Linked DNA regions of Homo sapiens: all the other regions are linked to region 3. The links are chromatin loops, found by intact Hi-C in ENCODE. Cell type or tissue: A673. All regions are shown on one strand. Each heading gives the region's core, and the rest is flanking DNA. Links, peaks and the distances in the headings are about the cores only. Region 1 overlaps MICALL2 (MICAL like 2). Region 2 has its middle 91 kb from the start of MICALL2. Region 3 has its middle 7.6 kb from the start of UNCX.

Evidence for each region. Peaks named below come from ENCODE experiments on the same cell type or tissue, not always from the same donor. Only the 100,000 strongest peaks of a DNase experiment are listed, where the experiment ranks them.
Region 1: it touches region 3 in a loop (3-fold over the local background); 38 of 110 quality-filtered maps call a loop at or near these places.
Region 2: it touches region 3 in a loop (7-fold over the local background); 3 of 110 quality-filtered maps call a loop at or near these places.

Annotation. Positions count from the first base shown.
Region 1 is chr7:1,425,054-1,435,275 of GRCh38, reverse strand. MICALL2 (MICAL like 2) reads left to right here. Exons shown (of 17, transcript NM_182924.4): 16 at 129-175; 17 at 604-917. The coding sequence ends at 680. Among named protein-coding and RNA genes, the nearest start is that of MICALL2, 29 kb to the left of the region's middle. RefSeq lists an enhancer at 6,178-6,733. In A673, for the core only: CTCF peaks have their summits at 2,425 and 2,625 (motif pointing right); a DNase peak (open chromatin) is centred at 2,625.
Region 2 is chr7:1,362,975-1,373,196 of GRCh38, reverse strand. No RefSeq gene overlaps it. Among named protein-coding and RNA genes, the nearest start is that of MICALL2, 91 kb to the left of the region's middle. RefSeq lists an enhancer at 2,516-3,040 and a silencer at 3,836-3,955. In A673, for the core only: a CTCF peak has its summit at 3,978 (motif pointing right); a DNase peak (open chromatin) is centred at 3,966; H3K4me3 peaks cover 694 bases; H3K27ac peaks cover 659 bases.
Region 3 is chr7:1,220,136-1,230,357 of GRCh38, reverse strand. No RefSeq gene overlaps it. Among named protein-coding and RNA genes, the nearest start is that of UNCX, 7.6 kb to the left of the region's middle. RefSeq lists an enhancer at 3,676-4,840 and a silencer at 6,891-7,185. In A673, for the core only: a CTCF peak has its summit at 4,679 (motif pointing left); DNase peaks (open chromatin) are centred at 3,907 and 4,662; H3K27ac peaks cover 836 bases.

The DNA.
Region 1 (10,222 bases), core at 1,521-4,020, 210 kb before region 3:
AAGGGGCAGGTGGCATGGGTCCAGGCGGGACTCAGGGCTGGGGTGCCACTGCTGGAGACTGTCCGGAGGCCCCTCCAGGGCACCTTGCCATTGCCATTGTCGCTCATGGCCATCTGGTCCCGTTTCAGGGAACAAGAGGAGGATCAGATGCTGCGGGACATGATTGAGAAGCTGGGTGACTGGGCCGGGGATGCTGAGGGCTGGGCTGGCTGGCTGGGTGGGCCGGGGATGCTGAGTGCTGGGCTGGCTGGCTGGGTGGACCGGGCCTCCAGCTGGGGGTGGGGGGGGGGCGGGTATCGGGTCCCCCCCTCAGCCTTGGTGACAGGACAGGCAGGTTCACCCTGAGGGTGAGAGCTCCCTCCCGCCCCTAAGAGAGCCAGGGGCAGCTGGTGACCGTGTGGTCATGGTGGGGACCAGCCCTCCGGGGCACCCAGTCGGGGCAGGTTCTCACGTGGGAGGGCACAGGGCTTCCTGCAGGCTCGGAGGCCCAGGGCGGATTGTGGCCAGTGGAAGGGAAGGATGTTTCTGGCAGGGGGACTTGTGTGGGCCACGGCTGTGCGGCTGCGGCGTTGAGCACGGCCTCACTGTCCACCTGTCCCCTAGGCCTCCAGAGGAAGAAGTCCAAGTTCCGCTTGTCCAAGATCTGGTCACCAAAAAGCAAAAGCAGCCCCTCCCAGTAGTAGCCAGTAGGGCCGTGGGCTCGGCCCGGACCTGGCATCCGGACTTGGACTCGGGGCCATGGGCTTGGCCCGGACCCGGAACCCGGACTTGTACTCGGGGCCGTGGGCTCGGCCCGGACCCGGCATTCGGACTTGGACTCGGGAAGGGCCTCCTGTCCCTACAAGGGGCATGTGGACAGCAGGGACCTGCGCTACCGTCTGTGGTCTCAATAAAGAAACCGACCACATGGCCCCGGACTCCTACGTGCCTCCGTGTTTGCCTCGGTGCCCCTGGGCGGCCCCGCACCTGCCTGGGGTCTCGCCTGCCTCCCAGCTCTTGCCTGCAGGACGGACGTGCTCTGTGGCCTCGGGCAGGAGCCGACCCTCTCAGGGCCTGGCCCTCGAAGGTGGGCCCTTTCATAGCTTCCTGGCACAGATGGGCTGGTGGGAGCCTCAGAGGAGACGTCGGTACAGGCTGGAGACTTTGGGTGCTGGGTCGCCATGTATCCGTGGCCTGAGAGCTGTGACCTCGTTCTCCCAGGACTGGGGCTGGGATGGGGGATTGTAAGCAGTGGCCCCTGGTCAGGGAGACTTCCTGGTGGCCAGGGCGGGATGTGGGGTGCCCCATCCTTTCTGACCCCCACTGAGAGTGGATGTCGTGGGAGGAGCGCTGAGTCAGGAGTGCAGCGTCCCTGTAAGCCTCAGTTTGCCCATCTGTGCGGGGAGGGGCGGGCCTCAGCTGCTTGTTGCTGCGCTGTTTCAGCTGCTGTAGGAGCCTCTGCGGCGGTCCTGGGGAACCCTCAGCCATGGCAAAGCACCAGTGTTCTCCACCTGCTGGCTGGGGGGGTCGGGACCCCACGGGTCCCAGCAGGGCCAGAGCAGGTTCAGAGCCTGGAGCCCCTGCCGTGTGCGCGTGGGCCCTGGGGAGCTTGTGCTGGGCAGGCCTGTGGCATTCCATGGCCTTCACTGTGCCTTTGAGGGTCTCAAGACTCCTGGAACGTGAGCTGGGTGTGGGGCATGGAAGAGAGGGTGGGCTGGGGTGCACGGATGGAGCACAGCCTCTGCAGTCACAGCTCTGCTCCTGGCAGCTCTTTGGCCTCGGGCTAGGGCACTGCCCTTTCTGAGCCTTTGGTGACATAGGCTGCCTGGGGGCCGTGTGAGGATGAGAGGGGCCCACCGGTGTGCCTCGGGCAGTGATGAGGGTGGAGGAGCACGGAGGTGCTCTCTTGCCCTCTGCTGACAGCGAGACCCCCGCTGCCTCCCTCTGTACCCCCTGCTTCTGCCAGCCACTCGGGGCCCCCGTGGAGGGAAAGGGGCTCCCCCAGATGAGGCCATGGGTCACCTGCACACAGCAATGAGTGGGGAACGGGGTCGTGCTTTGCCTGGCCCTGAGGCCTCTCTTGGAGTCAGGCCACTGGGACCGAGTGTGTTGGTGGAAACTCCCTGTGCCCTCCGAGGACTGGGAGGCAGTGGCTGGCAGCAGTGGGACCCTGGAGCCCCCAGGAGACTTCTGCAGGGGGGGGTCTCACCTGGGTGTCGAGGAGTAGGGGTCTCTCGGTGGATGGGCAGGGTGTGCCCTATTGCAGGAACAGCATAGGCAGTGATCTTGGGAGCTTGAAGATGTGTGGTGGGGCAGGTTGGGGCGGGGCCGGGGTCAGGGTCAGGTGAGGCGGAGCGGGTGATGGAGAGAGAGGGGCTCTGTCAGGACCTGGGCCGGCAGGGACCTTCCAGGTGCAGCGAGGTGGCCTCGTTCCTCAGGCACTGGGTGCCTGGGGTGGTTCTGAGCAGAAGCCCCAGGGCCTCTGCTGTGTTAGGAGCATGACGCCGTGGAGGGCGGTCTGGACCGGGTCCCGGAGCTGAGCCTGTGGGTCCCCCTGGGATCTCAGCCCCGTGGGTCCCCCTGGGATCTCAGCCCCGTGCTCACGTCGTAAGGCCTGACCCGCGGCAGTGTGGCCTCTTCACCACCAGGGGGAGGCAGAGAGCCACTTAGTGGAGAGGGGCAGCCGGGAGCCTGGAATAGCTCCGTTTTTCAGACAGGGAAACTGAGGCTGGGAGAGGGCTACGGCTCTCCCACGTCACACAGCAAGCGAGGCGGGGCCAGGGCAGGGGGCTGCGTAGCATTTTTGAGACCAGAACGGGAAGGGAGTGTTGTCCAGCAAGTTAGGGGCGTGGGCACCTGGGGCTCGGTCCTGCTGTGGACTCACACCTGGGGGTGTCCCACCGCAGGGCCAGGAAGCTTCCGCCCCCACCATCAGCCCCCTGCATCTGGGGACCTCAGAAGCAGCCCTGGGGTGCCAGGTGCGCTCCAGGCTGGGCACACAGTTGGTGCTCAGTGATCAGAGCCCCTGCAACAAGTGGTCAGGTCTGCCAGGCACTAAGCCAGCCCTGCGGGATGTCCTTGCTGTCCACCAGGGGCCCAGCACCTGCAGACCCCGGTGACACCATCATGGAGAGACAGGCAGGAACGCAGCCCTGGGGCCATGGGCGTTGGCCAGGCCCTGTGATGCCTGTGCTGCCTGTGCTGCAGGAGGCTGTGAGGATGGGCGTGGGAACCCCTGAGCAGCCACTCGGGCACAGGTGGGGCTGGCTGCGCCGCCGCCCGGCTCCTGCAGAGGCTGCCCCAACCCCAATGTGGAAGAGTTTCAGCCCGGGCCCCACCCACCCTAGATGACCCCTCACAACTTTCAGGGAGGGCAGAGGCACGCAGTTCCCCAGTGGCCTGGCTGGACGTCACCCACACCTGCCAGAGACTCCGGGCCAGCGTCTCGTGCCTGTGCACGTGGCAGGCAGTCCATGCACATCAGAGGCTTTCTCTCTACAGACATGGCTAGGAACAGCCAGTCTTCCTGAATGGATATGGGGGTGGGTGGGGCCGCAGAGAAGGGGAAGAGCTGTTCCCTGACCCACATCCCCGTCGGCCCCTGTATCTGCACTGGCCTCAATACTACAGCCTCAGGTCTGGGGAGCAAGGGCTGGATTGAGGAGTGTTCTGGGCTCAGGGACCGGTGTGGTCCTTCTGGTGAGCTCTGGGGTGGGGAGCTGACACTGGCCCCGTGTGGCTGCGTCAGGAGGGACAAGGAGGGAGGCAAGGCTGGACCAAGCAGAGTCTCCACTGGGATGCTTGGAATTTGGACTTGGACTTGAGTGGCCCCTCCAGGCCGGGCACAGGGGGCCAGCCCAGCCATTACAGGGCACTGGTCTGTGGGAGGGTGGGGGCAGCTGGTGGGGACTTGTGTTCACCCCTTGCGAAGCCAGGGCAGGCTTGGGCTGATTCCCAGGAGTTCTTCCAGCCTCACCTCTGTCACCCTTGCCCCCTCCGCTCCGGCTGCCGGGCCTTGGCCACGGGCGTTTGCATTTGCTGGTCCTGCTCCTGGGGCCCCTGCACTCCACATAGCTGGCATCCTGCTATCTCTGCTTAACTGCCCTTTTCGGAGAAGCTCCTGCCCCTCACCCTGATTTCTTTCTTTCTTTTTAGAGACAGGGTCTCACTCTGTTGCCCAGACTGGGGTGCAGTGGCGTGATCACGGCTCCCTGCAGCCTTGACCTCCTGGGCTCAAGTGATCCTCCCACTTCAGCCTCCCGAGTAGCTGGGACACCCGGCGCACGCCACCACGCCCGGCTAATTTTTAAAGTTTTTTTTTGTGGAGACACGGTTTTGCCATGTTGCCCAGGCTGGTGTTGAACTCCTGGCCTCAAGCAATCCTCCTGCCTTGGCCTCCCAAACTGCTGGGATGACAGGCGTGAGCACACGGCCACCCTGGTTTATTGCCAACACTCGGAACGCACCTATGTTTAGATGCTTGTTTGGGCTTCCTCTCTGTGACGGATCCTCCGGAGGTCCCGGCTCCTCCGTCTTTCTGCCACGCCATCCTCAGCGCCTAGAACAGTGCCTGACACACGGCAGGAGCCTGATGAGGATTTGTTGAATGAATGAATGACACCAGGGCTCAACGCCACTCCAGGACTCAGTCTTCTCACCTGTCAAGGGGGCTAGCACCTGGCCCAGGGTTGCTACCTGGTCCACTGGTCCAGGGAGACAGACCTGCTTGAGCCTGACTGGTTTCGTACTTGTGGGACCCCCGGGGCTGCCCCTGCCCTGCCCGGGGTGGGAGGATTGAATCAGGTCTCGTGGGGTGGGCAGTGGAGCCACTGCCAGCGGGCACACACCAGGCACCTCCTGCCCTACCCAGACTTGGGCTGAGCAGGGGAGGGACAGGGAGGGACTCGGGAAGAGAGCACAACGTCTCTTGGGGGATTTTCCGGGCATCCCACAACGGGGGGCTGCCCTGTTCCCTGGGGCCCAGAGAGGGAGCCTGGCCCTGGCCCCGAGTGATGAGCACAGCCCGGCCGGGCCCAAAGACCGCCCCCCACCCTGATCTGTGTAAGCTGCGGGTCCCGGCCGGGGCCTGGGAATGTCATAGCTGGTCTGCCCCGCAGGGAGCGGGGAATTGACATGCAGAGCAGACCTCAGCCGCTTCCATGGTGGGGCCCCCTCACCCCTGCCGCCCCATCTGCCCTGCCCAGGCCTCCTGCTCCAGCCCCGCCCCGATGCACAGGAACTGGCTTGGCCCTTCCCACAGCACCTCAGCTACCCCCAGACCCGTTTTCAGAGGAGGGTGTTGAGGCCAGAGAGGGGAGGGACCTTCCCAGTCCCTGAGCCTGCCAAGGTGGGCCCAGCTTGGGGTGGGGACAGAGGGGCTGCTCCTGGCTGGGGCAAGAGTTGGAGGGGTCTCCGATGGGGGCATGGCCACGCCCTGTGCCATGAAGCCCCTCACAGAAACTAGGGAGTCGTGGGCAACACCCTGTCCCTGTGACAGGAGGGGAAACTGAGTCACGGAGTGCCCAGGGCCCCATGGCAGGAGTGGGCAGGGCCTGGTTCTTGTGCCTTGGCCTCCATCTGGGAGGAGGCAGGGAGCAGAGCTCAGACTCCTCCCAGTGAGGGCCCCCCATGTGGCTCTGCTGCACGGCCCCAGTTGGGGGGCTCCCTGGGTGGGGGGGCTCTGGGAAGCCCACAGTTACCCCCAGGTAGAAATGTCTGTGGCCTGCACCTCTGCAGCCTGGCCTCCTTCCAACCTCGAGCGGCCGCTGTGAGGGTGTCTGGGAAGGAGGAGCTTTTCCTGTGTCTTCTGGCTTCTTCCTGCCCCTCCACGTCCTTCCAAGGCCTCACGGGGACCCCAGGGACAGCCATGCCTTGCTTCTCTCGGGTGAATCATGGAGAAGGGGCCTCCTCTGGAGCCCAAGACGCAGGGGGGCTGAAGGGGTCTCCTCTGGAGCCTGAGACGCAGGAGGCTGACGGCTGCCATGCAGGCTTGCTCCCCAGCGGCCATTCCCTGCCAGGCCCACCCTCACCTTTGTGGGGCCCGGGAGAGAGTTGAGCCCGAAGCTCCCCCCACTTCTCCTCCCCGGAAGCCCTGTTTAGCTTTGGGAGGGAGGAGCCTCCCACCTCGGGCCTGGGAGCCTCCACGCCAGGGCTGGGAAGGCCTCAGGAGGACTCGAAGGGGGTTTCAGGGTGTGCGCTCAGGGAATTCTGGGGTCCCGGGTGCTGGGGCATCAGGTGGGAGGTGGACATGAGCTCTGGGTGGCCCCCTCGGCCCTGCAGACCCCGCCAGGAGGGGCACAGCCAGATCATACGTCCGGGCCCTGCTCCTGTCTGCGGGCCTCCTGCTGGGTGAACCTCCCTCACCCTGAAGCTGCCCTGGCTCCTACTGGTCTGGAGCTTGGACTCCCAGGGCCCTGCTCCCCGGGGACCCTCCCGGCAGAGGCCTTTGTCTGGCTGGCTGTGATGGGTCCTGACACCCCATCTGTCTGTCTGTCGGTCCACCTAGGTGTTTCCCCCCGGGCCGGCCTGCCGTGACGATCACAGCCCTGCCGTCTCAGGTCACGGTTTTGGATTCTGCGCTAACGAGGTCTCCCAGGTGGGCTGGAAACACTGATGAAGACGGATAGAAAAAACACCAGCCCACCGGATTATTAATAAAGATAATCACACACACCCCTTCGTCGGCAGCCGGCCTGACACTTTATAAAGCACGTTAGGATATAATCCAATTGAAACTGCAATATCGAGAACATCTCATCTTATCACAAATTGAAATTATATCACATTCCTCTTTTCTTAAATTAAAAAGCTAAAACCTTTTCGTTTGCTCTCACACAGTTGTGTAAAACTTAATCAGTGGTTTTAACAACATTATATTTCCATATGGGCCATTTCTAGTCTCGACTTACGGGGGAGAACTTTCCAGAAAAGGGGCGATTGGTTTTGTGAGCAGGAGCAGCAGGCCCGGGGTCAGTGCCTGGCAAGATGGACTTGGCCTCATCTGCACACAGGCGGTGGCTGGGATCAAGGTCCGAGGATATACCAGGGACGGCGGAGGGATTTCAGCAGATGCATGTTCCCATTTTAAGAATTGCCACCTTAAATATTATATATATATATATATAGAGAGAGAGAGAGAGAGAGACAGTCTCGCTCTGTCGCCCAGGCTGGAGTACAGTGGCACAATCGGCTCACTGCAACCTCCGCCTCCCAGGTTCAAGTGATTCTCCTGCCTCAGCCTCCCGAGTAGCTGGGATTAGAGGTATGCGCCACCACACCTGGCTAATTTTTGTATTTTTAGTAGAGACAAGACTTTCACCATGTTGGCCAGGCTGGTCTTGAACTCCTGACCTCAGGTGATCCGCCCGCCTTGGCCTCCCAAAATGTTGGGATGACAGGTGTGAGCCACTGCGCCCGGCCACCTTAAATATTTAAGAGGGAGAAGGATGCAGTCACACAAGTCACAGCAAATTGAAAGCCGAGGAGAGCAGAAGAGGCAGGCCCGGGGACACAGTCCCAGAAAGCCACCCTTGGGGCCAGCGGGACGGAGGCTGGGTCTAACACTAAGTGGCCTGGAGGCCCAGAGGACAGGGACTCGGCCTGCAGGGGCGGGCGTGGAAGCAAAGACTTTCTGCTTCAGTTTTGCACTTCAACAAGGCCCTTTCCCTGGTAGCCGAGAGCAGCTGTTGGGGGTTTCGCGGTCTCTAAGATGAAAAGAAGCCATCAGGCTAGCAATTATAAAAATGTATTTATTTATTTATTTTTGGGACAGGGTCTTGCTCTGTTGCCCAGGCTGGAGTCCAGTGGTGTGATCATAGCTCACTGCAGCCTTGACCTGCTGGACACAAGCGATCCTCCCACCTCAGCCTCCGAAGTGGCTGGGACTCTAGGCGTGCATCACCACGCCTGGCTAATTTTTTAACTTCTTGTAGAGATGGGGTCTCACTCTGTTGCCCGGGCTGGTCTTGACCTGCTGGACACAAGCGATCTTCCTGCTTCAGCCTCCCAAATTCTGGGATTACAGGCATTTTTTTGTAGAACTGGGGTCTTGCTATGTTGCCCAGGCTGATCTCAAACTCCTGGGCTCAAGTGATCCTCCTGCCTCAGCCTCCCAGGTAGCTGAGGCTGCAAGCATGAGTCACCGTGCCTGGCTCTCGCTTCGTTCTTTTTACTTTTTTTAAACGCAGCTACTAGAAAATTGAAAATGGCAGGTGTGGCCCATTCATTGTGGCTCGGGTTCCATTTCTGTGGACGGGGGTGTTCTGGCACATTGCAGGGTCTCCTGAGATCCTGCTCACCATTTTTGGGGTGTCCACCATCATGGTAGCCCCTCCCTCGTCCACATCCTGTCCGTTTTCTCCCACACGATTTCCTGGGTCTGAGCGTTCCCCTCCACCAGCCCCTGACTCCAGGACTCTCCGTGTCTCCCCACCCTCCCCAAGTGAGCTCAGTGTTTTGGTGGCCCCTGCAGAAGCCCTCTGGGGTTTCCTGTTACACTCTAGGCTAAGTCCAGCTTCACAGCAGGACCCTGTCCCCCCAGGACCCCATCAACCCAGGCCCACACACACCCCCATGGGATGAAACTAGTGGGTGCTAGTCACGGGGAGATTCTGTCCCGTGGACGCCGCCCACGGCCACATCATTGAAGGTCCAGGTGGGCAGCCTCGGCCGCTGTCAGCGCTCTCCCGGAAATGTTTGTTCATCCTTTCGTCCTTCATTCCATCCTTTTTGTTCCTGAGATGGAGTCTCGCTCTGTCACCCAGGCTGGAGTGCAATGGCACGATCTTGGTTCACTGCAGCCTTCGCCTCCCGAGTTCAAGCGATTCTCCTGCCTCAGCCTCCGGAGTAGCTGGGATTACAGGCGTGCACCACCATGCCCAACTAATTTTTGTATTTTTAGTAGAGATGGGGTTTTGCCATGTTGGTCAGGCTGGTCTCGAACTCCTGACCTCAGGTGATCCACTGGCCTCAGCTTCCCTAAGTGCTGGCATTACAGGTGTGAGCCACCACATCCGGACCCTTTGTTCCGTTCTTTTAATTGAGCATCTCCTCCATGCCAGGCCACCCGCTGGTACCACAGCCCCACACCAGCAAGAGACCCACCAGCTCCTGTCCTCGAGGACCTGGTGGAGGCATAAAGAGAATGGCAGTCCTGGGGGCCGGGGCTCTGCAGGGACGTGGGGCCCTGGGGAGGGTGCTGAGGGGAGGGAGAGGCAGCCTGGTGGGAGGGCTGCGGCTGAGCCAGGCAGGGGCCCTGAGGCCAGGGAGAGTTGCAAGTTCTGGCCAGGCATGGACTCCGTCCGAGTGGAAAGGCTGGGAGAGGTCAGAGGGGCAGGATGGTGGGGTGGGGCCCGGAGGGCGTTAGGTGGAGAGACATGGGACCAGGGTGGTCTTCGACGCCAGCTCTGGCTGTGGGTGTGAGGTCCAGGGGGCAGAAACCAAGGACATATAACCCCCTCGCTGACATCCAGGGCCCACCAGGTGTGGCCTGCTCTATCCTCATTGGCCAGAATATAGTCACATGGCCAGGGCAGGCTGCAAGGGATGCTGGGGAATGTAGTTCCCTCTGGGGCTTGCTGTGGCCGCTAAAAGGGGAGGTGGGGAATGGATATTGGGGATGCATGAGTGATGTCTGGCTGCAGTGACAAAGTACCGAAAATGGGGGGCTTCAAGGAACAGTTAGACTTCTAGAGGCCAGAGTCTGAGATCAAGATGTGGGCAGGAGGCCAGGTGCGGAAGCTCATGCCTGCCATTCCAGCACTCTGGGAGGCCAAGGTAGGAGGATCGCTTGAGCCCAGGAGTTTGAGATGAGTCTGGGCAACATAGTGAGACCCCATTTCTACAAAAATTTTTAAAAATTAGGCCAAGTGTGGTGGCTCACGCCTGTAATCTCAGCACTTTGGGAGGCCGAGGCAGGTGGATCACCTGAGGTCGAGAGTTTGCGACCAACATGGAGAAACCCTGTCTCAACTACCAATACAAAAATTAGCGAAGCATGCTGGCACACACCTGTAATCCCAGCTATTTGGAGACCGAGCTGGGAAAATCGCTTGAACCCGGGAGGCGGAAATGGCAGTGAGCCGAGATCAGGCCACTGCACTCCAGCCTGGGTGACAGAACAAGACTCTGTGTCAAAAAAAAAAAAAAATAAAATAAATAAAATAAAATAAAATTAGCCAGGCATGGTGGCATGCACTTGTAGTCTCAGCTACTCAGGAAGCTGAGGGGGGAGGATTGCTAGAGC
Region 2 (10,222 bases), core at 2,650-5,149, 140 kb before region 3:
CGGAAGTGTCGTGCCTGGCTTTTAGTCCTGTCCCATCTGTGCGACCTTGGACGTCTCCTGTTGACCTCTCAAAGCAAAACTAGACCTTTTTCTTTGCTTCCTGGGGGCCCAGGTAGATGACGTTTCCGAGCCTCCTGGGCAGATAGATGCAGAAATGTGAGCGAGCTGTGGTGGATGAAATGTGGGCAGAAGTGTCAGAAGCCACTTCGGACCTGTCTCCTAAGTCTTCTCAGAGTTCCCAAGAGTCCTCCTCCGCTCTCCTTCCTCACTGGCCAACCAGGCAGGTCCAGTGGGTTCCGGGTCCCCGAGGAAGGGTGGATCCCCATGTGGGAAGTAGCTCAGGACTCCGAACCCCCTACATGTTCAGCTCAGGACCCCGAACCCCTGCAGACTGTGAAACGCCTACTTGCTCTGGACAAGAGCAAGGAATAAACTTCTGTTTTGTTAAATCGTCGGCCTTTGATGGGCTGTTTTACATAGCAGCTAGCACTATTTATCCTCAGATATGGGATCCTGGCAGAATCTATGTCATAGGGTTGCTGTAAAGATCCAGTGAGCCGGCCAGGCACAGTGGCTCACGCCTGTAATCCCAGCACTGTGGGAGACCGAGGTGGGCAGATCACTCGAAGTCAGGAGTTCAAAACCAGCCTGGCCAACATGTCAAAATCCCATCTCTACTAAAAATACAAAAAAAAATGTTAGCTGGGTGTGGTGGCCTGTGCCTGTAATCCCAGCTACTTGCGGGGCTGAGGCATGAGAATCGCTTGAACCCGGGAGGCAGAGGCTGCAGTGAGCCAAGATCATGCCACCGCACTCCAGCCTGGGTGACAGAGAGAGACTATTTCAAAAAAAAAGAAAAAAGATCCTGTGAGCTAATTCATGTGCACCCCTTTACTTTGTGTGGGATAAGTGTTAGCAGATGTTATAATAGCACGTAGCCCCCGCCTTCCTCCCTGCCCTCCCACCACCACTCAGCACTCACACACTGATGCTTACAAGTGTCCATTTATTTATGGACAATAAACTCTTCTTGTGGACAGTAAACTCTTTGAACTTAGGGTACTTGAGGTTGCTGGTGACAGAAAACACAATTCAAACTGGCTTAAGCCAAAGAAGGAATCTGTTCTCTCACTTGTGTGAAAATCCAAGGGGCACCAGCTTCAGGAGCGGCGGGTTCCCCGAGTTCATATGATGTCATTGTAACCCAGCGTCTTTCTGTCTCTTGGTTCTGATGTTTTCTGTGTTGGTGTCTTTCTTTTTTTAAAACTATTTTTATTTATTTATTTTTTTTTGAGACGGAGTCTTGCTCTGTCGCCCAGGCTGGAGTGCAGTGGCGCAATCTTGGCTCCCTGCAAGCTCTGCCTCCCGGGTTCACGCCATTCTCCTCCCTCAGCCTCCCGAGTAGCTGGAACTACAGACGCATGCCGCCATGCCTGGCTAATTTTTTGTTTTTGTTTTTTTTTTTTTTTTGTAATTTTAATAGAGACAGGGTTTCACCGTGATAGCCAGGATGGTCTCGATCTCCTGACCTCGTGATCTGCCTTCCTCGGCTTCCCAAAGTGCTGGGATTACAGGCGTGAGCCACCGCACCCGGCCATTGGCATCTTTCTTAGTGCCATCATGATGGCAAGACAGCTGCCGTGGCTCCAGACCAGAACTGAATCCAGAGGAAAAGGGGGCCAGCTTTGCTTTCACTGATGACTCGCTGGCCTGAACTGGGTCATGTGATCACCCCTAAACCCATCATGTAGCCAAGACAAGGCATGGCTCATTGCAGCCTGCATGGTGCCCGACCCAGGGCCGTGACCCCCTGAGCCTCAGTTTTCTCATCTGGAAATTGAAGATAATCATGACACCCCCCACCACGTTGTTGGGATGATGGCTGAGGTCTGACACGCAGGAGATGCAGAGGTGAGGCGTGTTCTCTGCCTCCTCTGGTTTTGGCGGTGCAGGCCTGGAGGGTCCCTTCTCCCTCCATGCCTCAGTTTCTAAGGAGACAGCCGCAAGAGGTCTGGCCTCATCTCCGTGTTCATGCCTATGGTCCAGCACACAGTAGGCACTCAATAAATGTTTGTCAAATAAATGTGTGCGGTGTGTGTGGTTCCAGGGGTCATTGGTGGAAACCATGGGGAAGGGTTTGGACGTGGGAGGTGGTGGTGATAGGGAGACAGAATCCGCTAAAAATGAGAATGTGCTTGCTAACTCATAGAGATGCCCAGAGACAACGTAGGCTGTCTCTGGAGGTAGTGAGCTCCCCGTCAGCAGAAGCATTCAAGCGGAGGTCAATGTCACTTCCAAAATCCTTTCTACGATTCCTTGCCTCTGCACTTCCACAGCTCTGCAGGCTGCATGATCGAAGCTCTGGCCCAGGCCAGGTGTAGCTGGCTGGCTTGGCTGTGCTGGACTCCCAAGGCTGGGCTGGAGCCTTGAGCCTCCCAAGCGCCCCAGCCCTGCATGAGACAGAACTATCGGTATCCATGCTCATATCCACACTGGGGCTGACAGGGAGGGTTGAGCCCAGCGACTCTGCGTGGGTCACATGGTGGTCACTGCTGGCTGAAGTGGGCAGAGCCACAGGCAGGTTCCAGCAAAGATTAAAAACCTTCTGTGCAAATACCCCAAGGAAAAACTTGAAAATCTTCCCCTGAAACCTCTTCCCGCTGACTCTCTCCGTCCCGTCCCTCTGTCTGCCTCTGTCCAGCTGCATTTCCCTTTGGGATCTGGCCCCCTTGTCTCTCTTGGTTTCTCTGCCTCTCCATCTTCCTCTCTCCCTGGGAGGAGGTGGGCCAGGGAAGGGGATGTGGGGCGCTTTGCCAACCTCTCCTCTGTCGTCTCACACCTTTGAAGCCCCCTCTCTGCAGGGAGGGGCTTGGCTGTGGGAGCCTCAGGGTTTTCCGTCTCTACTCCCAGACCACCCCCAGGGCCTCTCTGCCCACACAGGGAGCAGTTTGCAGACGAAGCAGGTGCAATGGGGAGGGGTCCAGGAAACCTGGCAGTGTCTGTGCCTGGCCTGAGTGTCCCCAGGGCTCCTGGGGTCTCCGTCCCGGCCTCCACCTCCCCACTGCCCTGTCCAAAGGAAGGAAGGGCAACCCTCACCACACTGCACCATCCACACTGCCCCTCCACATGAGCTGGTCCGGTCCTGCTAATCCAGCCTCACCAGCCACACCACAGCACGTGCCTGCAATCCCTTGCCCGCCTTGCCCGCCATCTCATATCCCACACAGCAGGGCCCCTTTTGGGGGAGCAATCCCATTACAGGCTGCCTGGGGTCGCAGTGGTCTCAGCTAGCCCCACCTAGTAGGGCACGTGATCTAACGCTCCGGGCCTCAGTTTCCTCGTTTGTAAAATGGAATTAAATGCACACAAATGTTTAGGTTAATGGGCGCCCTGGAGGTGGGGGGACCCTCAGCGAATTAGTGCTGGAGTCGTCCCAGGGCCATCGGCTGAGACAGCCTGGGTGGGGTCGGAGGTGGGCGATGGATCAGTGTGGGGGTGGGGGGGCCGATGTTGGGGGGTGGTCTGCGGTGAGCGGGGCCTGCGGTGGGTGGGGTCCGCGGTGGCTGGAGACCATGAAGTGGGCGGCAATTGGGATGGGCTGGGGTCCGAGATAGGCGGAGCTTACAGTGGGCTGGGTCCGGGATGGGCAGGGTCCGTGGTGGGCCAAGGTCCTAGGTGGGCTGGGTCGGGCAGAATCTGCGGTAGGTGGGGTTCAGGATGGGCTGGAGTCGCTGCCGGTCAGGTCAAGAATGGGCTAGGTCCGTGGTGGGCGGGGTGCAGGATGGGCGGGGTCCGCGGTGGGCAGGGCCTGGGATAGGCGTGGTCTGGAGGGGTGGGGTCGGTGGTGGGCGGGGCTAGGGACGGGCGGGGTCAGGGATGGGCCGGTGTCTGGGATGGGCGGGGCCTAGGATGGGTGAGGTCCGCGGTGGGCGGGGTCCGGGATGGGCCGGGGTCCGCGCTCCCGCCCGCAGCCCGCAGGGGGCGTTCCTGGTCGCTCGGAGCCGCGCGGTCTCCGAAGATGAGCTTCCTACCCTGGGGCGATGCAGCCGCGCCCATCTCCGATCCGGATGGCGCCACTCACCGCGGAGTGACAGCTGCGGCGCCCCTGGGGGGCTGCGGGCCTGCGCCCCGCGGCTGGGGGCACACGAGAGGCCGCGCCCGGGGCCCTCGCTGTCCTCCCCTCTCCTGGAGTTCCCCGGGGAAGGCCTCCCCATCTGCCACCCCGCCCGGATTTCTCACCTTGCTGGGTTCGATCCCATCTGGCGCCCGACTCCTCTGCAGGCGGGTGTCGGAAAATAGGCGGGAATCTGCACTCGCCAGGCAGGGGCGGGGAGAGCGCAGCCCGGGGTTCAGCTGGTTGGCTGAGAGCCCGGCTGGGTGTCCTGGGGAGAGCCTTGGTCCTCTCAGCCTCAGTTTCCTCATCTGTGAAACGGCTGCTGGGCGCCCCTGCCTGGGGAAGGACGGGGCCGGAGGTGGGGCCTTGGCAGGTGCTGCCACCGGAGGCCGCTCAGGAACGGGGGGGCTGCTGTATGGGGTTAGATCCTGTTACAGGATCTCAGACACCAGAGAACCCGCAGATTAGAGGTGCTTTGCCGCAGAGGTGCTGTGTGTCCTTGGGCAGGTGGCACCCCCTCTCTGGCCCCCAGAAAGGAGCAGGTTGGGAGAGATGCAGGCTGGGGGCCTTGGGCCCTGAGATTTCTGCTTTCCTGCCTGGGTTCTGCAAAGCTGCCTTTCTCCCTTGGGGGCAGGGCTGAGGCCCTGGGGAGGGGGAATGAAAACAAACACACTTCAATCCCTGCAGAGGTGGGAGGCCCCTCCCCAGCGCTCTCTGAATTCCTCCAGAGCAGGCGCAGGCAGTGAGGTGGACAGGGCACTGCTAGACGCGTCTTCCCTCTGGGGCTGGGGACGGCCTCCACCAAGGCCTGGAGAGCCATCTTCCCAGGGTCGGCCGCACACTCAAACCCGTGGCCACTTGACAGATGGGGAAACTGAGGCTGGAAAGGCAGAAGAACGTGCTCAGTCACCCCCACGGGCAAGGTGGTGTTGGTGGCCTTGGAGACTGGCTCCTGTGTGCTCCCACCACCCCCTGCTTGAGTGACCTCTGCATTAGAACACACCCCCCTCTGCCCAACAACCATGATTTACGAGGATTTCAACAGTGTTTGTGTCTTCTTGGAAAGCAATTTGGGGACGGGTGCTTTGATTGTGGAGTCCAGCGTCTGGGAACCCCTCCTCCGAGAATGATCCGAAAACCATACAGCGCCTCCTGCTCAAAGATGTTCAGGGCAGTCAGTGTTTATAGCCGCGAAAAATTGAGCCTAACAGCAGCGTCCAAGGAGGTCTCTGGGATGGATATTTCTCGAGCTGGGAGCAGCACTGGGGAATTGCTGATGTGGAACTCAAGAGAAGAAAAGGTGCAAAATGAAATCTGTATGGTAGAGAACGCATGCACAAACACGGCCCAGGCACGGAGCCGGCCGAGGGCAGAGCGGGACGCCACCCGGCCTGGGTGAAGCCTTCCTGCCTCGGCTGGCCTGTAAGCATGGACTCTGTTGCTCACGGGAGAAAAAACATCATTTAAACAGCAAATTATTTAAAGCCCCATTTGTATACTGAAGTATTTATGAGCGAAATGATATGGTGTCTGGGATTTGTTTTAAAACTCACTCCAGATGTATTGGTGCATTACTTGTGCAATTAACAAGGAAGTTTAATAAAAGCCCGCTGTGTGTGTTTGGGAGGGTCTGCGCCGGGCCTTGGCAGGGCTAGGGGTGGCATCTGCGGCGAGTGTGGCTGAGGCCCGAGCTGGCATCCTGGGTTAGTGTCCCAGCTCTGCACCAGTCAAACGGTTCAACTTCCTGGGTTTCAGTTTCTCTCCCACAGGGTGGGGTCTAGGATGCAGGGACGGGATGAAGGGGGTCCTTCAGCAGGGGATTCCTGGGAAGGAGGGCTGGGATGTGGGGGCCCCGGGGGCAGGATCCAGGCCTGAAGGGGTGGCATTGGGGCTTCCTGGCATTCCATCAGGTCACAGTAGGGGAAGCAGCCTGAGCTGCTGGATAGGCTCTGCAACCTCTCTGTGCCCAGTCCTGATGCTAGATAGGATATGCATCTGGGCTGCAGACCCAGGCCCCGAGGGCACCCGCAGGCAGCTGAGGAGGGCAGGGCTGGGTGCCCTGGGACCGCTGGCCTCCCCTGGGACTGCCTGGCTTTGTGTGTGCCTCTTGGTTCCCCGGGGATGCCTGGCTGACGGCAGCCCTGCGTTTACAGAGCACGAGGGTCTTGTCAGCAGAGACTGTGCATGTGGGGTCTGCTCACTGGCTGGGGGCGTCCGGACCCAGGTGTTTTTCTGACCCCACACCCCTCCCCAAGGCAGATCAAGGCACAAGAATTGTGGAGCCGGGTGTCGGGTGCAAGTTCAGGCCTGTAGCTAGCTGTGGTCATGGGCGACCATCTCACCTCCCTGCACCTCCGTTCTTCCTCTGTAGAATGGGGTGGGAGGGGTTAATGAATACACGTCCAGCTTGGCAAGAACCCCCTGGCATCGAGCATCCCTCCCCAGCGTCCGCCTGCTTGGCTATGGCCCCCCAGCCCCTGAGTTGCTCAGCCAAGTGAGCTGAGCTGGGTGTTCCGTCCTTTGCAGCCCAGAGCACCCCAAGAGAAATAGCCTGAACTGCGCCTTTTTGCTTCTCTGACTCCTCTGGACATGAGGTCTGAGGTTGGGACTGGGTCTTCCTTGCCTCAGTACCCCGGGACCTAGAATAGAGCCCAGCACAAGGTGGGGCATCCAGGGGACACCCCACTGCAATAAGAACAGAACCCAACCCCCTACCTGTCCTCAGTCGGACCCTCCTGGGCCTCAGTCGGCTTCTCCTGGCCACTGCTGTCACCTCTGCAGAGGGGCCTGCCCTGCCACCCTGCCACCCTGCCTTGCAGCAGCATTTCCCCTCCCCCGTGCTCTTCCGACCATGTGACCTTGGTCCCAGCCCATCAAGACATGGAGGTGATCTTCCCTCGTCTGGAATCTGGGGCCATGACTGCAGCAGAATGACACTAAGTGACTTCCAAGGCTAGGTCATAAAAGGCTGTTGTCTGTCCTCTTGGGACACCTGCCCACAGAACCCTGCCACCATGTTGTGAGGAAGCTCAAGCAGTGACGTGCAGGTGCCACGAGCAGGCATCCTCTGCACCCAGGCTGAACTGGACCTGCAGAGTTCATGAGCGCAGTAAGATGATCGCTGCTTTAGTCTGGGGTGGTTTGATGGACAGCAGTAGATACCTAGAATGTACCTTCCTAATGGACGTTTTTCTCAGTATCTTTTCTACTTAAAATTGCCTAATTTATTTGTGGTTTACATATCCCTTGTTGGCCAGCCCCAGTAGAACGCACACTCAGGACAAGTGTCTGCCTTGTTCTCTGCCATCCCCCCAGTGCCTAGAACAGTGCCTGGCACACAGGGGCCTCAGGAGGTTCTTTTCAGGTGAACAGACATGCAGCCTGGCTGCAGAGCATGTGACGTGCCTTCCTCTCACTCCCTGTGCTGTGTCTTTTGGGGTCTTTGGTTCAAAGTCACAAAAACCAGCTTTGACTAATTGGAGCCAAAAATATTCAGGAAGGGATGGTGGTTAATGAGCCCCAGGAAGCTGAAGACCCTGGTGAGCAGGGGTGGGACAGGGCCCCTGGCGAGGTGTGCAGCAGGAAGCTGGCAGGAGTTTGCGGTTGGGACAGGTGGACCAGGGTTGTGTCACCGCGCTGCTCGGCGCATGAGGCCCCATCCTCCTCTACCCCTTTGCTGTGGCTCAAGGTAAAGGCTGGTGATCCTGTGTCCGGTCAGCCACCTCAGGCCTGGTGCCTGCCCCTTGTCTGGGAGAGGGCTGGCCCCAGCTACCATGGGCACCCGCGACAGACCATGTCAGTCCTCGCAGAGAAGATGAGGAGCCCCTGGGAAGGGAGCAGAGGCTTGGCAGGCTGGGAGGCACTTGAGTATCCTGTCCATTCTGCAGCTGAACAGAGCCCAGGCAAGGGCCAGCCTTCAGGAGCCCAAGGTGTTGGTGGAGCAGCTAAGGAGGTGAGGGCAGCTCCCAGAGGGGATGCAGTGGGGAGGGCCCTGCAGGATGCTTTCAGGAGGGTGGGTACCTCCTGGGGAAGCCCCCAGGCCCTCTTCCTTGGGGTCCTAGGCCTCGGCATACAATGCTGGCTCCTGCCTGCCCCACTGGCCTTGGCCTGGCCCATGCAGCCCAGCCTGGGAAGGGTTAAGTTTCGGCCTCCCCCAGCGACAGGCTGGCCTGATCTTCCGAATCCTCTTTTAATTATTTTGTTCTGGCGAAGGCAGATGCCTCTCGCCTGCTCTGCCGACTGGTGTGTGTGGCCGGGCCCCTGTGGACACCTGCCCGGGAAGACAATCAAGGCAGCCCTGTGTCCCACCCAGATGTGGGTGACCACGCCAGCCGGCGGTGCTGGACTCTGCCAGGTCTCCCTCATAAATGCCATGGAAGTAGTCGGAGCTGGTGGGGAGCATAGACGACAAACTGAGTGGGAGGAGGCCTGGGGAGCAGCCCCGTTTGATGGACCCAGAAACTGAGGCCCAGGGGGAGTGAGGCTCACCCATCACCCCTCTCGGCCAGTGAGTGCCGGGGTCCAGTGTAAACCAGGGAGCTCAGCCCGGGTCTCACCACAGGAGTAACACCTGTCACTCCTGAGTCACTCCTGAGTCAGCCCCCGCTCCTCTCCAGCCATCCCTGCAGGGTAGAGAGTGGACTCCTGGCAGCCCCAGCCGCCCCCACGCCTCCCTCCTGAGCTCACCTGCCTTGGTTCCCGCCGTCTCCCCCAACTCACTCCCGGATTCTCCCAGGTCAAAGACGGCCTCCTCTGCACTCCTACTGTGCCGGGAACAGTCGTCACCCCCAGGCGGTGGGCCCCTGCCCAGGGGGTCTTACTTGCACACGAATGTGGGGGGCATTTGGTCCCATGGAGCAGCCGGGTCCCAGCACGCCCAGGAAGGCAGCGTTTGGCTCTGTGGGTTGAACGCCCGCCCCCTGTCTGGAGAGCACCTGGTGGAGAGGGGTGTCCGGACACACACGTCTCCCATAGCCCCCACACAGACGGCGTGGCTCGGCTCTGGATGTGTCCATGGAACATAGTCAGGGCCGTGGAACAGGTAAGAAGCCTGACACAGGGGAGATGGAGATGGGGAGTGAGGAGTGGGCGTTCACCAGGGGCAGGGTTTCAGTTTGGGAAGGTGAGAACGAGAATGTTATGTGGATGGATGGTGGTGATGGCCGCACGAGGACGTGAATGTGCTTAACGCTACTGAATTGTGCGCCTAGCAATGCTGACGGTGGGGATTCGTTATATTTAATTTTTTAACATATTTACTTATTTATTTTCGAGATGGAGTCAGGCTGTGTAGCCCAGGCTGGAGTGCAGTGGTGTGATCTCGGCTCACTGCAACCTCCGACTCCTGGGTTCAAGTGATTCTCACGCCTTAGCCTCCCAAGTAGCTGCGATTATAGGCGCCCATCACCACGCCTGGCTAATTTTTGAGATAGGGGTTTTGCCATATTGGCCAGGCTGGTCTTGAACTCCTGACCTCAGGCGATCTGCCCGCCTCAGCCTCCCAAAGTGCTGGGATTACAGGTATGAGGGTATGAGCCACTGTATCTGGCCTAAGTTTTTTTTTTGTTTGTTTGTTTTTTTTTAGAGAGATTGTCTGGCTCTGTCACCCAGGCTGGAGTGCAGTGGTGCAGTCATAGTTCACTGCAACCTTGACCTCCAGGGCTCCAGTGATCTTCCCACCTCAGCCTCCCCAGTAGCTGGGACTACAGGTGCATGCCACCATGCCCTGCTAATTTTTTACATTTTTTGTAGAGATGGGGTCTTTCTATGTTGCCCAGGCTGGTTTGGAACTCCTGCCTTTGAGTGGCCTCTCAAAGTGCTGCGATTATAGGCACGTGCCACCGTGACCAGCCAGTGTTCTATTTGTTTGTTTTCTTATTTTTATTTTTTAGAGACAGGCTGTCGCTCTGTCACCCGGGCTGGAGTGCAGTAGCCCCATCATAGCTCACTGTAGCCTCGACTTCCCAGCCTCAAGCGATCCTCCCACCTTGGTCTCCCAAAGTGCTGGGATTGCAGGCATAAGCCACCGCACACAACCGAGATGGAGAACCTCAGGTACATTTTTCTTTTGAGTTGGAGCTTTGCTCTTGTTGCCTAGGCTGGAGTGCA
Region 3 (10,222 bases), core at 3,683-6,182:
TTCATAATCGCCTCCTTGTCAGTTGCTGCCGCTGGAGCGGTCGCTTTAAAGGGTCCCCCCGCCCCCTCCCCCTCCCCCGCGCCCTTCCCCGCGCCCCTCCCCCACGCCCTCCCCCGCGCCCTCCCCCGCCCCTCCCCCGCCCCCGCCCCCTCCCTCGCGGGCCCTGTTCCTCCAAACAACTGCATGGGAAGCAGCCCTCGACACGCGGTCCTGGGAGACGCTGCATTTAAATCCCTTTTTCTACAGCCGAGTGACATTGTCAGATGCTAGCTTTAATTAACTTGATAATAAGACGCACACGACTCGCATTCAGGACGCCGCTCGCCTCGCCGTGTTCCTCGGCTCCCCCCCACCCACCCGCCGCCCCCGCAGCCGCCGCTACTTTGATTCGGGGTGGGGGGTCTCAGCGCTGCCGGACGCGCCCCGGCCCGGTCCAGCCCGCGGTCCAGGGGGACGGGGGTCGCGGGGCCGCATCCTAAACCCCCCCTCATCCTCCGCGCCCGCCTCGGCTCGGGGCTGCGGCCGGCCGGGAACCTCCTCGCCCCGAGCGCACAGGGCTGGGGCCCCGGGCCCGACGGCCGCGCGAGACAAAGGGCCCAGGCGCGCGCGCCCGGCCCAGCCGGAGACCTCCGGGGCCCGCCTTCCGCCTGCCCCTTCCCCCGCCCGGGCCGCGGCCTCTGGCAGCTCCAGGCCGCTCGGCCCTTCCCTTCCCGGGCGCACCGTGAGGACCGGCCTCCTGCGCTTGGGCCCAGCTGGGGGCCCGGAGTCCGGGTCCGGGTCGGGGGCGGCCGGAGCGCCTCCCCCTCTGGCCCGCCAGCCCCGGGGCCGTCTAAGCAGGTGTCTGCAGCCATCTCCCCATCCAGATAAAACTAATAAAATCGCCCATCCAACACTGATGTCAATATTACTTTAAATTACACAAAATCAAATTTATTTTTAATTAGCAAATTAATAGGCGGCAGTTGAGGGTTTTAATTACTCAATTAACTTCACGCAAGTTAATTTTTAACTATCTAAATTAACTTGCGCATTACTCGATTTGCTGATAATTACAGAATTAAATCTAAATTAATTGTTGGAGGTGATTTGATCCGCTGCTGAACTGGATGAGATTCCAATTAACCAGCAAAGAGATTTTGTTGATGTTTTCAACAACTGGAACCTTTGATTTGATTTTATGAGGAAACTACTTTTCAAAACGTCCCTCTGATCCTCGGAAAATTGTATCCTTCTTAATCCGGACAATTAAAACTTCCCTCCATAATTATCTATAATTGTAATTCTGTCAAAGCAAAAGGGGGAGTAGAGAAGGAGGTGGGGGGGGCAGGGACGTGAAGGCGATTGATTTTGAGTTTTAATTCACTTCATTTCTGATAGAAAGAAAAAAGTAATTCGCTTCAAATTACCTCGTTCAATCCTGACACCCTAATGCCCTTCAAAAATCTTTTTCTCTTGCATTAAAAAACCCTGAATCTGAAATGAGTGTGCCTTTTTAATAATAATAACCAAACTTCCATCAGAATAATAATTTCATTTCAATTAAAACTGACTTATCACCTTTGCTAAAACGTGCTTAATATGCCGAAAATTATCAATGCTTGAAGGAGCCCAAATCAGGAGTCTAATTGTAATCAGGAAATCGGAGGTGCTTGTCGACTCGGTGCCAGAGCAGAGAGGCAGTTCGGAAATGGAACTAATTTACTCTACTCCCCCGGGAAATCCGCTCAACAGATTAACATTTTCAAAATATAGTAATGATATAATTTGAGAAATGGTGACGCCAATTTGTGAGAAGCTCTTTGTGCGGAGCCATTTGCATTTTCGCTGCCTGCATTTTCTGTTAATCACAGCTCCATTTGATGGGGGTTTGCAATTTGACTTATTCCTTATTATAAAACTTCAATTTAGTAATTTAACACAATGAGAGAGAAAATGTAACCAAATCTTCAGATAACCCCCATTTCATTTCTGCAACACCTTCAGAGTGCTGAGAGGGAGAGGGAGACGGGAGATTTGAATTGGAAATCAGCTTCATTTCTCTGCTGGTAAAAACAGTTTTAGAATTCTTCATTGAGGGGCAGGAGGCAACCCATAGGCCTGAAGATTTTAATCCAAATTTTATAACTTTTTTCAGGCACAAAAAAACCTCCAACATGTCACCCAATACAAAGAGACAAGAGAAAGCTTTTTTATTACGCCCCCCACACACCCCCGTTTCTGAAGACGTCTTGCTCCCGACTGATTCCTTGTTTCACGCCCCTGCACTCCCCAGAGCTCCCTCCTGCAGAGTTCTCTCTCTCCTGCACTTCCCACCGCTCGCCTTTCCACTCCTCCGGGAGTTGCTGCAGCCTTCTCTCCCGGGGCAGGCCAGGAAGGGCCCCTCTCCCATTTCCACCCCAGGCTGCCTCCCCACGCCTGCCACTTCCCTCCCCTCCCTCGCCCCAGTCTCCATCTTCCTCTTTCTCAACTTTCCCCTTCTCCTAACTCATCCCCTGATTTAATCACCCATGGATTTGTTTCAGAGGCTGCTTCTAATTTGCTGTGCTTTATTTGAAAGTGCGATGAAAGTAATAAGGAGGTTAATATTTTATCAACAATAAAATTTTAGCTCCAGTGTTTGCCTTGTATTTTATAAACTCAATCTGCGCCGCGTTACCCTCCTGTGAGCCATTTGTAACCGCCTCGCCTCCCCACTAGACGGCCAGAGCCCAAGTCCCCTTGGGCCAAGTTCCCCGGCCGGGATCCAGGTGGCTTCTTTCACCCACGCCACCAAGATGGTAGCCCCAGGCCTCCAGGTGGGGTGCAGGCCAAAGCGGGTCCCACGGACCCAGGCTGAGGTGGGGGTACAGGTCTCCCAGGGCGGGGAGGCAGGCAGGGGCCTGAGGGATGTGGCCGGCTTTGTGTTTGCGGTGGGGCCTTGCCAGCTCAGAGGGACCGGAGCCTCCCAGCTACTCAGCTGGGGTCCAGTGGCAGAATGTGGCCAGGAGGAGAAGGGGCTGCCCGGCGGGGGGCCTTCCTCTGTTGTTTTAAGCGGAGCTGGCCTTCGCGCTAGCTCCTCTGAAGTCTGTGGCCATGGACACCGGCCTGGGTCTCAGTGGGAGCCCGTGAAGGTGGTTCAGGGGGATGTTCTGAGCCTCCGCTAGCCCTTCCCAGGCCCTGCCTGACTTTGTTGGGGAGGTTGGCCTAAAAGCTCCTAGGCCCTAGGCCTCCAGTCCTCTTGCACTAGGGAAGAAACCTAGACCAGCAGACAGCTGAGGACCCCACTGACGGTCCCCACAGCTGCAGGGTCTCCTCCCCACACCTCTCGGAGGGTACCAGAATCCAGGGAGCAGCTATATGGTGGTGCCAGCCCACAGTGTGAGAAGGTGTGAAGGTCCGTTGGGCCCAGGCCAGCCATTCGCCCCCAGGCTGGGCCCCAGCACCAGGGCTAGGGCTGGAGGCCGGAGGGCACAGGAAAAGTCGCTCAGGCTGTGACAAGCAGAGGGCTGGCGGGACAGGCAGTGGCCAGGCACTGAGAGCCCCATCTGTGGAAGTCTGGGGCGGCCACCTCATTGTGCCAGCCCACCAGGCAGCAGTCAGCGTCCCTCCTCCCAACATCCCCCTTCGCCGGAGGACAGCCCGTGGACACTTTCCCCGACACCCCAGGCCCCTCTCCCTCTGCCTCAGAGGTCCAGGGGATCTGCAGTCCTGGTCACCGGTGCCCTATTGGTGCCCCCAGGCCAGGGGCAGCTCCGCCCTTGGAGTCTGGGGAGCTGGAAGACTGCGAAGGGTTAACACTCTTTGTTATGGCTCCTTTTAATCCTCAGATGGGCCGGCGGCTCACGTTGTTCAGATCTGGTAGAGAGAAAGCGTTAACTATTATCTGCTTCTAGCTGACCATCTGCTGTTGCAGAAAATTCAAAACCCTGGAGATCTACTTATATCCACATCGTAAACGAGAAAAGATGTTTTAATTAAGGGAAATCAGGTTAACTTAGCTCTAATTTACAAGCCGCCTGCCTAATGAATTGTCTGGGCTGCTCTCTCTTTGTAGAGAGTAAATCTAGGATCCTTTCCCTCCGCAGTTCAGACACTAATTAACTAACCAAGAGTTTTAGTAGCACATCCGCCTGTCGTCTAATAGTTTTACCTAAAGCCAGCCCGGTCATTGCTCGTACAAATTGCCAATTAAATGTGATTGATATAATGAAATTGGATTGTATTTTTCACTCACCTTCTCCCTTCCCCTTCCTCCTGTATGTTCTGACCCTCTCTGCCCAGGGCCCAGGCGCCAGACCGCGCGCACCAAGAACAACAAAGCCAAACAGAACCGGCCCGGCCCGGGCCACGCGGGCTGCAGCGGCGCCGGCGCCGGAGCCGTGCAAGTTCCTGTTAAACCCACATTTCTATTAGTTGAAGTTAACAGGCGTAATCTTGTTTCCAGATATTTATCCACGTTCGGAGGGCCGTAGTTACATGTTTGAAGTTAGGGGGGAAAAGTGAAGGATCTGAGCTGCCATTCTAAAAATACATTAACAGTTTCCAAAATCTATATCGCTGCTTAATTAAATCTGTTATCCTGTTTGTAGGATCTGTGGCTAATTATTTAGAGTCATTTAATCTACTCAATTTGCACGTTAATTAAACAGCATCGGTTTGCAGAGCGCGGCCGGGCGGGCTCGGAGGGGCGCAGCGCCGCCTGGTGGGGATCCAGCCTGGACAGCGCGCTCGGGGCCGGAGCCGCGCGCACCGGGCCTGGATCCCGGGGTCCCGGGGCCAGAGTCCCCAGAGGGTGAGCGGCCCCGATGGTGGAGGCCGGGAGAGGGGCTGCGCGGCTTCCAGGAAACGCTCTCAGGTCATCCCGCAGGGAGACACGGGGTGGCTACGGTCAGCCGCCAGGACGCAGCTCTTGTTATTTACGGGCAGGGGGATTCATTCATTCATTCACCCATTCATTCACTCATTCACTCACTCACTCATCCATCCCTCCCTCCCTCCCTCCCTCTCCCCTGCCCCTCCTTCTGCCGCCACTCCAGGCACCGGGACGCAGCTCTTCTGTAATTTACTGTCAAGGGGATTCATTCATTCATCCATCCATTCATTCATTCATTCACTCATTCACTCATCCATCCCTCCCTCTCCCCTGCCCCTCCTTCTGCCCCCACCCCGGGCACCGGGACGCAGCTCTTCTGTTATTTACGGGCAGGGGGATTCATTCATTCATCCATTCATTCACTCACTCACTCACTCACTCATCCATCCATCCACCCCTCCCTCTCCCCTGCCCCTCCTTCCGCTCCAACCCCGGGCACCGGGACGCAGCTCTTCTGTTATTTATGGGCAGGGGGATTCATCCATTCATTCATTCATTCATTCACTCATTCACTCACTCACTCACTCACTCACTCACTCATCCATCCATCCCTCCCTCCCTCTCCCCTGCCCCTCCTTCCGCTCCAACCCCCGGCACCGGGACGCAGCTCTTCTGTTATTTACGGGCAGGGGGATTCATTCATTCATTCATTCATTCATTCACTCACTCATCCATCCATCCATCCATCCCTCCCTCCCTCTCCCCTGCCCCCTTCTGCCCCCACCCCCTGCACGGAGTGGAGGGGTCAGGGCGGGGTGCAGGCCGGGGTGCAGGACTCGCGCACGCAGCAGAAGCCGGTCTGCTCTGCGCTTCGGCACCGCTCCAGCCTGGGGCGTGGGGCCCGCGCCGGCCAGGCCTGGTTAACTGGAAAACGATGGAGCCGCGCCCCGCCCCCGCACTTGCGGCCTAATTGTTTTCCCTCGCCCGTCCCCATCTGTCCCTCTCCGCCCGTGTGTGTTTTGGCCTTTGTCTCGCTGCCCCGCGCTGACACCCTCTTTCAAAGGCCGCTTCTGTCGCCCTTCACCGATCTCTTCTGCCCCATTAACCCATCGGCACGAGGCTCCGGCAACAAAGGCCTGAAATCGGATGGACGCGCGCGCGCTCTCCCCACCGTCCGCCGCGGTCTCCGCGCCCCGCTCAGCTCGGCCCGGCCCGGCCCGATGGGGCGGGAACGGAGCTGGCCAGGAAAGTGCTCGCGGTGGTGGCCCGAGCCCGAGTCCCGCCTGCAGAAGCCGGAGCCTTGGCAGGGGCCCCGAAGCAGCTGCACCCCGGGAACGCACCGCGCGCTGCGAAAGCTAATCCGGCCGCGTCCCCCTTTGTCCCTCCCTGGATGTGAAACTGTCGAGTGGGGGGCCCAGGGCTGCGGGAGGAGAGAGGCAGGTCCTCCTCGGAGCCTGGTAAACAAAGACCAGGAAGCCGGGAACCGAACCTGGGGTGGGACCTCTTCGGATTCCCCCCACCTCCCGGAGAAGGCCACGCAGCGGCCGAACCTCAGGGCGCGCAGATGCCAGCGCTCATGCCCACGCCGCGAAACCCTTGGGGCAGGAAACCCACAATCCCGGGAGGGAGCAGGGTCCTGAGGCCCCAGGCGCCCTCTCCAACCCACCGCCCTCACGGAGGCCGGGACCTCCGTGCAGCCTCTTCGACTACTGCTCATGGGAGAGGAAGGGGTCGAGGCTTTCCCTGGGACCTGTGCAGTAGCTTGACGCCTGGCAGCTCCTTGGAGAGGGCTGGGGGCAGAGGGGAGCCTCCAAGCCGCCTGTCTCTGCAGTGCGGCCTGCATCTTCCCTCTCCTGGGCGGAGGGGTCCTCCCAGGGCTGCCTTCTTCTGACCGCTGTGGCAGGAGGAAGGTGGAGGTCACCTGAGTGTCATCCTACAGGCCACCCGAAGGTCACCTTTCTCTGAAGCGGGGCTTGTTCTCTGAAGCGGGGCTTGGGACCTCAGCAGGAGGCCTCACATTAGTCCAGCTGGTGCTGAGATGCCCATGGGTGCTTAGCCAGTGTAGTCTAGGAGTCCAGCTCAGAGAAAACTTTTTTCACCCAGCACTGACCTGTTTTTATTTTCTGTCCTATGACTCTGCAATGCTCTCTGCAGAGCCATCCTAGGAGACGCCGAGCTGGTCCCCGGGAGGATGGGGACACCTTGTGTCCAGGCTGGGTGAAGGGGTTCCAGTGTCAAACTCAGCCTGGGTTATCTTCTTGTTTTTCAAATTCATTAAACGTTTGAAATTAGGAAGTTGCAAGAACAAGAAAGGGCATAGCAAGGCCGATGCAGACCTCCCAGTCCCCTCTGCCAGGACCTCCCATGCCTGATGGGCCTCTCCATGCTCCACCCTTGCGCTCCTTGGACCAGAGGCCCAATTCTGGGAGTTCTGCCATTTCCTGCGGCTGATCTGGTGAAAGGAGGGTCTTTGTATTATTCCTTTTAGAGGGTCTGGTGGGCTCTAAGGATTCAGAAAGAGCAGGGTCTTCACTGTCTCCCTATCTCCCTTTGACTGGGGCTCAAGTCACATTTCAGTTTTTCTGCTACTGGAGTTTTTTTTTTTTTTTTTTTTTTTTTTTTTTTTTTTTTTTTGAGACGGAGTCTCACCCCGTCTCCCAGGCTGGAATGCAGTGGTGCGATCTCCATCTCGGCTCACTGTAAGCTCCACCTCCTGGGTTCACACCATTCTCCTGCCTCAGCCTCCTGAGTAGCTGGGACTACAGGCGCCCACCACACCCGGCTAATTTTTTGTATTTTTAGTAGAGACGGGGTTTCACCGTGTTAGCCAGGATGGTCTCAATCTCCTGACCTTGTGATCTGCCTGCCTCGGCCTCCCAAAGTGCTGGGATTACAGGTGTGAGCCACCGCGCCTGGCCCTGCTACAGGATTTTTATAAACCCATTTGACAACTTAGAAATCCAAGCCCTGGCCAGGCACAGTAGCTCACGCCTGTAATCCCAGCACTTTGGGAGGCCAAGGTGGGCAGATCACCTGAGGTCAGGAGTTCAAGACCAGTCTGGCCAACGTGGTGAAACCCTGTCTCTATTAAAACTACAAAAATTAGCCAGGCATGGTAGTGGGTACCTGTAATCCCAGCTATTCGGGAGGCTGAGGCAGGAGAATCGCTGGAACCCAGAAGTTGGAGGTTGCAGTAAGCTCAGATCACACCACTGCACTCCAGCCTGGGCAACAGAGTGAGACTGTCTAAAAAAAAGAAAAGAAATCCAAGGCCTGTGTCTGCCCCAGATGCAGCTTTTAGCACGTGGACTCTGGATGGGACACCAGGGGGTCTTCCATACTGGCCAACTTGTACGAGTGTTCAGGCAAAAGCTAGGGGTGAATTAAAGCTTTGAGGGCAACTCACAGAACCACTGGAGTAACTTCACGTGAGTTCCCACCCAGAGGCTGAAGACACGCAGTCTCAGCAATTGTAATAGGACTGTAACAACAGGCAAGGCTGATTTTGTGTGTGTGTGTGTGTGAGACGGAGTCTCTCTCTGTCATTAGACTGGAGTGCAGTGGCGGGATCTCAGCTCACTGCAAACTCCGCCTCCCAGGTTCAAGCGATTCTCCTGCCTCAGCCTCCTGAGTAGCTGGGATTACAGGCATGCGTCACCATACCTGGCTAATTTTTTGTATTTTTAGTAGAGATGGGGTTTCACCATGTTGGTCAGGCTGGTCTTGATCTCCTGACCTCGTGATCCACCCACCTTGGCCTCTCAAAGCGCTGGGATTACAGGTGTGAGCCACTGCGCCCGGCCAAGGCCTATTTTTAAAATAACAGCTTTATTGAGATATCACTGGCACCATCACATCCATCCTTTTAAAGCATACAATTCGGCATCTGTATATACATCCCCAGAGCTGCGTCACCACCACCCCTATCCAGTTCTGGAACATTTTCATCACCCCGAAAAGAGACCTGGCACCCATTAGCAGTCACTCTCCGTCCCCAGCTCCCTCCCCCAGCCCCCGGCAACCACTAATCCACTTTCTGTCTCCATGGATTAGGCGAGGATAATTTTGCAAGAAGAGATCCTACCGTCTGGAAAGGAGTATAAAATGAGGAAACGGGGGGTGAGGACTGAAAATACTTTCTCCTGTGATCAACACGAGAGAAAGAAACAAGGGAAGAAATGCTACCTGGGAACTGGAGGCGGGGAAGGACCAGGAGCTGAGCTCTGCGTCCCTGTGTCCTCAGCCCCCGCCATATGGTTTAAACATCAGCACTCTTGTTTTTTTCAGAGTCTACAGACATGTTCTCATATCTCCCCAGCCCCTTCTGCTGGCAGTGTCTGCATTCTGTGGGCGCAGGGTGGCTGCCAGCATGCTGAAGGTCACAACTGTCCTCTCAGTCCGGCCCCTCCTGTGTGGCCAGCTCGGCCCCCGAGGGGTCCCTGGGGAGGATCCTCTTGGCCTACTCGTCCCCGCCACTCCCTGGTCTTGAGGACTCAATTCCGTATCTGCTGGGTTGGTGTCCTCCTACTACCTTACCAGGTTCGATTTGGAGTTTAACACACTTAAGAGAAAGGTGCGGTAGCTCACGCCTGTAATCCCAGCAGTTTGGGAGGCTGAGGCGGGCAGATCATGAGGTCAAGAGATTGATACCAGCGTGGCCAACACGGTGAAACTCCGTCTCTACTAAAAATACAAAAATTAGCTGGACATGGTGGTGCGTGCCCATAATCCCAGCTACTCGGGAGGCTGAGGTGGGAGAATCACTTGAACCCGGGAGGCGGAGGTTGCAGTGAGCCGAGATCACGCCACTGCACTGCAGCCTGGGTGACAAGAGCAAAACTCCGTCTGAAAAAAAAAAAAAAAAAAAAAAAAAAAACTTAAGAGGTTGCTCAGTTCAGAAAATGCCATTTCGTTTTCCCTGAATAAAAATACTTTTGAACTTAGCCTATTTTCACACTAGATTTTGCCCTCCCCCCAGTTCTTTACAAGCCCCGGCTCCTGACAATCTCAACGTTGGGCTTCTAATGAGTATTTTCTTGATTTACAGCAGAAATGAGCAGTTATCTGCTAATAACCCCTGAGTCTGAAATTAAAAGGGATAGAGAAAATAAACCAAATTGCAAAGATCAGCTCTCGTTAAATAAAGTCGTTGTGAAAAGACACGTAACAACGCTTTCACCCCCCAGATCAGAGACACGATGGCTCGTCATTTGAGGGTTGCAATTATTTAACACTGCTCAGTAGCCAAGGGACACTTACCCCAGAAACATTAAATGGACATTTGTTAATTAATTCTCAGCAGAGCCCTTCCAGCTACTTACACACAGACAAACTGAGGCAGGGGTGAGGGGCAGGGCGGAAGGGAGCTCTTCCCACGTCCCCCCTGCTCCATTATGACTTAGGCCCCTCCCATCTTATCAACTCGTTCCT